2 separate regions of the Homo sapiens genome follow, and region 1 is linked to region 2. The links are chromatin loops, found by intact Hi-C in ENCODE. Cell type or tissue: K562. All regions are shown on one strand.

Region 1 (4,000 bases), 150 kb before region 2:
TTTGTTGGCCATTTGTATGTCTTCTTTGGAGAATTGTCTATTCATGTCCTTAGGGCACTTTTTTATGGGATTTTTTTTTCTTGCTAATTTGTTTGAATTCCTTGTAGATTCTGGATATTAGTCCTTTGTCAGATGTATAGATTGTGAAGATTTTCTCCCACTCAGTGGGTTGTCTGTTTACCCCACTGATTGTGTTTTTTGTTGTGCAGAAGCTTTCGAGTTTAATTAAGTCCCATCTATTTATCTTTGTTTTTGTCGCATTTGCTTTTGGTTTCTTGGTCATGAACTCTTTACATAAACCAGTGTCTAGAAGGGTTTTTCTGATGTCATCTTCTAGAATTTTTACAGTTTCACGTCTTAGATTTAAGTCTTTGATCCATCTTGAGTTGATTTTTGTATAAGGTGAGAGATGAGGATCCAAATTCATTCTTCTACATGTGGCTTGCCAGTTATCCCAGCACCAATTGTTGACTTGCCACCACTATCTATATGAAGTCTCCATGTCTATATTGGTCTGTTTCTTGCCTTTGTGTTCTGATTTATTAATCTATTTTATAAAACTATACATCTATATAAACCCAAACTATCAAGATATCGAAGATTTCCATCATCCCAAAAAGATATCTCCTGCCCCTTCTCAGTCAACACCTACCCCTTCGGAGGCAATCATCATTGTGATTGCTATCACAGTAGATTAGTTTTGCCTATTCTTGTTCATTACAAATTCTTGTTCTTCATATAAATTCATTATGTACTCTTGAATATAGCTTTGTTTACTCAACAGAATGTTTTGAATTTCATCCATGCTGTCATGCATTTCAGTGAAAGATTTTTATTTTTTTATTTTATTTATTTATTTATTTATTGAGATGGAGTCTTGCTCTGTTGCCAGGCTGGAGTGCAGTGGCATGATCTCAACTCACTGCAATCTCTGCCTTCCGGGTTTGAACGATTCTCCTGCCTCAGCCTCCCAAGTAGCTGGGACTACAAGTGCGTGCCACCACCCCCAGCTAATTTTTGTGTTTTTAGTAGAGATGGGGTTTCACCATGTTGGCCAGGATGATCTCGATCTCTTGACCTCACGATCTGCCTCCCAAAGTGCTGGGATTACAGGCATGAGCCACCGTGCCCGGCCCATTTTTAATTTTGAGTAGTATCCCATTCTATGTATATATGACCATTTATTTATCAGCCTGCATTGATGAACATTTGAATTGTTTCCAGTTTTGGCTAATATGAATAAAACTGCTATAAACATTCTTGTACAAATGTTTTTGTAAACATGTTTTCTCAGGTAAAAATCTTAGAGTGGAATTTCTAGATTTTAATTAGATTTATGTTTAACTTTACAAGTTGCCAAACCAATTTCCAAAGTGGTCATATCATTTTATATTCCCACCAGCAATGTATGAGAATTTCAATTGCCTCGCATTTTACCTATATTTGATATTGTCCAGTTTGTTTGGTCAGTTTTTTAAAAATATTAGCCATTCTAGAGGATGTGTTTTAGTTTTAATTCTCCAGACACTAATGACATTGAGCACTTTTTCATATATTTATTAACTATTTGTGTATAATACTTTTTGAGATGCCTATTCAAGGTCTTTGATCTTTTTTTGGTGGGGGGAGGGTTGATTGTCTAATTTTATTGAGTTGTAGAATTGCTTATAATTCTGAATACAAGACCTTTGCCAGACATGTTTTTGCAAATATTTTCTCCATGGCTGTGACTCCTCTATTCATTCTCTTAACAATGTATTTTGATGAGTAGATGTTTTTAATTTTGATAAAGTCCACATTATTAGTTTTTTTCTTTTATCACTAGTTTTCTAGGTCCTGTCTAAAAAACAAATTCCATTATCTTGTATTGATGTTGCAAGATTGCAAAAGTAGCCTCTTATGTTTTCATCTAGAGATTTTATAGTTTTATCTTTCACATAAAAGACTTTACATTAAAGTCCCTAGCCATCTTTAATTAATTTTTTTGTATAGTGTGATGTACGAGTGTGAAATAAGATGAAATCCGTATATTGGTCTCTGCCCCCAGTTCCTGATACAGGGCTCCTAAAGCCCTCTTGTAATTTCTTAAGAGGTAGGAGTGCTAGGAGCATCTTTTGTTCTAATACTTCATCTTTAACCTTGGTTCCTAACAACAGAGTTCCTAAACCGCTTGACGTTTTCTGTGTGAGAGGAGCATCTTTTGTTCTAACAAGGTGACTCCTGATGGGCTCCTGGATTGAGACTGCTCACCAGAAATACCAAGCCATGATTAGAAGCTTTGAAATTTTAGTCCTATACCCCTTCCTCTGGGGAAGGAATGGGGGATAGGAATTGAATTAATAGTTCATCATGCCTATGTAGTGAAGCCTTCCCAAAAATCCCTAAAAGATTGGGTTTGGAGAACTTCCAGATTGGTAAACACATGAAGGTGCTCAGAGGGTGGCACCCTTAAGAGGGCGTAAGAGCTCCACACCCTTTCCCTGTGCATCTTTTCCATCTGGCTATTTCTAAGTTGTATGGTTTTATAATAAACCAGTAATCTAGTAAGTAAACTATTTTCCTGAGTTCTGTGAGCCATTCTAGAAAATTATTGAACCAAAGGATGGGGTTGTGGGAACTTCTGATTTACAGCAGGCTGGTCAGAGGAGCACAAATGCAACCTGGATTTACAACTGGTGTCTGAGGTGGTGGCAGTTTTTTGGGATTGAACTCTTAACCTATGGAAGCTGATATAATCTCTAGGTAGATCATCTCATAACTGAATTACATGCTAGGACACCCACTCAATGTCTGCTGAAAAGTGGAGAATTGCTTGGTGTGGGAAAAATAAAACCCACACATCTGGTGTCAGAAGTGAGCTATTCAGAGTAGACATAGAGTAGTGATGGAAACAGGAGTTTTACTTCCAACAGGCGAAGCTCATTTTTTTTCCCCATACAGATAGCCAGTTGTTCTGACAGCATTTTTTAGACTATCATTTTCTTTGGAATTGCTTTGGCACTTTGGTTGAAAATCAATTGACAACATAAATGTGGATCTATTTCTGAACCCTCTATTCTGTTCCAGTTGCCTGTCTACACATAAATACTACACTGTCTTGATTACCATAACATTACACTAAGTCTTGAAGTCAGAAAGTTTAAGTCCTCCAAATTTATTCTTTTTGGTTGTTGTTATTTTAGGACACTTTCAATTACATATAAATTTTAGAATCAGCTTGTCAACTTTTACCCTCAAAAAAGCCTGCTGGGATTTTTATTGGGATTTTATTTAATCTATAGATAAATTTTGAGAAAATTGATATTTAACACCACCAACTTTTTCAGTCTGTGAAAATAGCGTGTCTCTCCAGTTAGATCATCTTTAAATTTTCTCAGCAATGTTCTGTATATTCAATGCAGAGGTCTTAATCATATTTCATTAAATATATCCCTATGTATTTTATGTCTGGATGTTATTATAACAGTATTTTTTAAATTTATTTTTTCCAACTTTTATTTTGGATTCAGGAGATACATGTGCAGGTGTGTTACCTGGGCATACTGCGTGATGCTGAGGTTTGGGGTACAAATTATCCCATCACCCAGGCAGTGAACATAATACCCAATAGTTTTTCAACCCATTCCCACCTCCCTCCCGTCTCACATTAGTAGTCCCAGTTTCTATTACTGGAATCTTTATGTACATGTGTACTCAATATTTAACTCCCACTTATTAGTGAGAACAGGTGGTATTTGGTTTTCTATTCCTGTGTTAATTCGCTTAGGATAATGACCTCCAGCTACATCCATGTTGCTGCAAAGGACATGATTGCATTCTTTTTTATGGCTACATAGTATTCTATGTTGTATACATACCACATTTTCTTTATCCAGTCCACCGTTGATGGGCACCTAGATTGGTTACATGTCTTTGTTATTGTGAACAGTGCTACAGTGAAGATGCAAGTGCTTGTGTCTTTTTGGTAGAATAACTTGTTTTCTTTTAGATGTACACCAAG
Region 2 (4,000 bases):
AAATGAAAGCAGGCTGGGCGTGGTGGCTCACGGCTGTAATCCCAACACTTTGGGATGCTGAAGCGGATGAATCACCTGAGGTCAGGAGTTCGAGACCAACCTCACCAACATGAAGAAACCCCCGTCTCTACTAAAAATACAAAATTAGCCGGGCGTGGTGGCACATGCCTGTAATCCTAGCTACTTGGGAGGCTGAGGCAGGAGAATCACTTGAACCCAGGAGGCAGAGGTTGCAGTGAACCGAGATCGTGCCATTGCACTCCAGCCTGGGCAACAAGAGTGAAACTCCATCTCAAAAAAAAAAAAAGATAGCAAACTGCTTTTTTCTTTCTGACAAGAGCCTTTTGCTGGAGGAAGCCTGGGGGCAGGTTGTGGGCCCCAGTCCTCTTGAACACACTGTTGCCCCTAAGCCAAACCCAAGGGGCAAGGCACAGACTTGGGCTCCACGTGTGATCCTCGTGGAGTTTCACACAGAGCTGGTCATCAGGTCAGGGACAGCTGATCTCTGCAGCCAAGGGCCCCTCTTCTCCCAGACAGCACGCCAACCAGCCTCTTGCTGGAGTCTACTGGGAACACCTCTTTAAATCTCACTTTCTCCTGAGGTCATTGGAAGTTGGACTAGCCTCGGCTTGCCCCGCCCTTCCTGCCCCCACAACACCTGTCACCCAGAAGTACCTGAATCTGTACGTGCAGCTGCAAAGTCCTGCATCCTCAACCTTCCTGCCACTCAGCCCTTGAGGGGAACATTAGAAAATAGATTCCGATTCTAAAATACAGTGTATTTTACAGTGTATATCAAAAGTGCCTTTGCCATTCATATGTAGAGAGGAGTCTGAGCTAAACTAGTGGGTGCATATTAGGGCCTGGCCTGTGGTGAACACCCGCAGTCGGTAAGCTGCTCCTTCCTCCGGCCGGATTCCCTGCTCAGCTGGAAGGGGTTTCCTTGGGGGCAGAAAGGTCATCTCCTTGGAGGAAGCTGGTTCCACTGGGCCCCTGGCTCCAGGCTTCTTTGCATGCTGGGTCACGGGTCAGTCACTGCCTGGGCTGGCAAAAAGCACAGGAGACAGTGAGAGGCTGGCATCCAGGGAGCAGGCACGTCTGCACACACATGATGGAATGGCAGATAGGCGGACAGGCAGAGCAGCAGAGCAGGGGGCTCTGGCAATGCGGCCGCTGCTGGGGGACCCTCAGCTTCCAGGACACATGGGGCTCTTGCCCCACCCTCCCTGCACCCCTATTCCACTGCTAGACACATGCTGGCCCCTAAATTGGGTCCCCATCCCGACAGGGCAAAGACTCTAATAAAGGTGCAGTCTGGCCCTGCCCTTCATTCTTTCAATGTGGGTAGCGCTCTTGGCCTCTGTGGGCCTTGTTTTTCTAACCTAAAAAACATGGTGGTCATACCCACTTCTTAACAAGGATGCTTTGAGAGTAAGAAGAAATGCAGTACTCCAAAGAGTATAATAGGCCAATCTTACAGCCATGGGGGCACCAAAACCCAGGAGGAACAGAACCTCTCTCCTGCCTCTCTGTGACTGAGCGCTGTTACTGTGCTCAGATCTCTAGGAGAAAGCCACACCCTCAAATGTGGCCTTCACAATGGGCGTGGCTAGAGCACTTCCCTATGGCTCCTCAACCACGGGGCCTCTACTCCACACCTCCTCAGAGCCTGGCCCAAGGAGGCTGACCTCTTCCTCTCATGCTCAGGCTGGCGGGGACCTGCTGACTCTGCTGTGAGGCACGGGGAGCACCCAGGATAGACACCTGCCAAAAAATCATGCTTCGCTCCCTGCAGCACAAATACTCTCTCCCTCCTTTCACTTCTTTCTCCAAACACCTAGAGCTGCTCGGGGCGGCCCAGATGAACCCATGAGTGGTGATGGGGAACAAAGGCTCTGAACTCACATCAAAGGGGTTCAAACCCCAGCACTTAACAAGCTGCGATTCCTTGCGCATATCCCTCAAGGCCTCTGAGCTTTTGTTTTTTCATCTCTAAAACGGGGAGGGGGGGGGGAATATCTTCATAGGGTTGTTGTGTGGATCGAAAGAGATACTTAGCACAATGCCTGGCACACAGCAGGCACTCAACAATGTTAACCACAAGTATACGTAAAGGAAGGAGAGGGGAAAGCCCTGCAAAATGATAGTGGGATGGGATGTCAGGGTAAGGACTGCCCAGACTGGTAGTCTGACCTTCCCCTGTCCAGGTGAACCGCTGGGCTCAAAAGCAACAGGCCCAGGCCAAGAACTCACTTGAGACTGGACCAGATGCCAGCCTCCTGTTTCAGGGCTCCCTCCTCATCCCACACTGCCTCTCATCACTAGATGCCCACATGGGGAGAACTTGGTAGGGTTGGTGCCAGAGCTTTCTGCCTGGCTGAGGGCCAATTTCACATTGCCCTGGGCTTCCCTTTCTCTCCCTCTTAAAGTGCCCAGTGACCAAAAGGGCAGTCCCAGTCTCTGCGCTGACACCAATTCTTTGTGACCTGGAGTGAGCCCCAGCCCCTCACTGGGCCTCAGTTTCCTCATCTGTAGAACTGGACTTTTCCCAATCTTACAGTTCTTCAATTTCTTTGGCCAAAGCCCTGAAAGGCCAAGATCTAACTCTTCCTTTCCAGCCCCCCAAGGCTGGCAGTGTGGTCTGCACTGGTTCTCGGGCATCAGGGTGCCCTACTGAGGAGAGCAGGGGATGGGGGCACAGTTCCGGTTCTAGAGATTTCATGGAGGCAGCAGGGTGGATTGCTCAGTCCCTATCGTATTAGAGCCACTGAGGATTGAGTTCCTAAAAAGCATCACTTTCCCACCTGCCTACCAGTCAGAACAGTCCCGCCAGCGGCCGCTTTGCCAGTGGAAGGAGGCATCAGCAGGTGGCACTGCAATCACCTCAGCACAGCAGGGAGGTGAGGGGCTCAGCGCTAGGGAGGTGCAGGAAGCAGGCAGAAGCACACCAGACAGGGGCTCTTACTTGGAAGGTGTTAGACAAAGGTGTAGTGGAGTCCGTTGGTAAAAGGGGGGTAAGGTGGCACCGTCCTGGAAGACAGGGGGCCTTTAGGCGGGAGGAGGGCCAGCTGCTGTGCTAGATGGGGCACACAGGAATTAAGCGGTGTGTTAGACTCCTCATCAGCTCCTGCAGCACCAGATGCCCCATTTGGCAGGCTGGGGTGGCATGGGCCCTGCTGCCCACCACGAAGGGCCTGGGCTTGAGGGTGAGGGACAGATCCACGGGGCCTGGTGGGGAACCGGATGGGTCAGGCTGCAGTTCCTGGATATGTTTCTGAGATGGAGAGAGGCATCAAGAGTGAGGAAAGGCCGCAGCAAAGATCATCCCTGAGTAGGGAGGAAGAAAGGCCCTGGGAACTGGCCGCAGCATGTTAGGGCTGGGAGCGCTCATCTGCTGGCAATAAGGAGGCCGAGGATGGCAGACCCCCTCAGGGTTAGAGCAAGCAAGGCGAGAGGAGGGCATGGTATGGTGGGGGAGCCGCCCCTGCTCGAACCCTCCCCAGGAGAAGCTCAAAAGCTGCTAAGATGAACCCCTGGGTCATGAGAAGGAGAGGTCTGGATGAGCCATCTCCTGCATCCCTAATCCCAGAACACCACACCGGCCACCTCTCAGCCCATTCAGCATGTGCTCGAAGGGACAGAGGACAGCCAAGATTTCAAGGACTCTGTGCAGGATCAGGCTGTGGGGGACAGAGAACAGGTTTTGACTAAGACTATGGCCCCTCCCCTTGTTGCCAGTCACTCTCATGGCCCTCTGGGGCCACAGCAAAGCTCTGATCTCCAGACAAGACTCCCCAGGCCCAGGCATCTGAGGACCCTGCCGGCCACATCCTTGGCTACTTCTAGACACTTTGGCCAGGGTTGGAGAATTGGTAGGGGCCATGACACCACTTCAGGCTCTATGGCTGTTCCCTCCCCAGAAGAAGCACACCTGGCCAGGAGCACCACCCAGACACACAGTGGCCTCTGCACTGGGGGAGAAATGGTACTGGGTGAATTG

Evidence for each region. Peaks named below come from ENCODE experiments on the same cell type or tissue, not always from the same donor. Only the 100,000 strongest peaks of a DNase experiment are listed, where the experiment ranks them.
Region 1: a loop joins it to region 2, with 2.8 times the contacts of the local background. A loop is called at or near these places in 4 of 110 quality-filtered maps.

What each region holds. Positions count from the first base shown.
Region 1 is chr11:16,623,341-16,627,340 of GRCh38, forward strand. All of the region lies in intron 2 of LOC105376571 (a long non-coding RNA gene), which reads left to right. It also overlaps a transcript of SOX6 not described here. Among named protein-coding and RNA genes, the nearest start is that of C11orf58, 110 kb to the right of the region's middle. In K562, no CTCF peak of the experiment used is centred here; no DNase peak of the experiment used is centred here.
Region 2 is chr11:16,777,977-16,781,976 of GRCh38, forward strand. It overlaps PLEKHA7 (pleckstrin homology domain containing A7), which reads right to left. Exons shown (of 27, transcript NM_001329630.2): 27 at 1-1,044. The coding sequence ends at 1,022. Among named protein-coding and RNA genes, the nearest start is that of C11orf58, 41 kb to the left of the region's middle. RefSeq lists enhancers at 774-1,497, 1,498-2,220, 2,616-3,310, 3,311-4,000. In K562, no CTCF peak of the experiment used is centred here; a DNase peak (open chromatin) is centred at 1,595; H3K27me3 peaks cover 85 bases.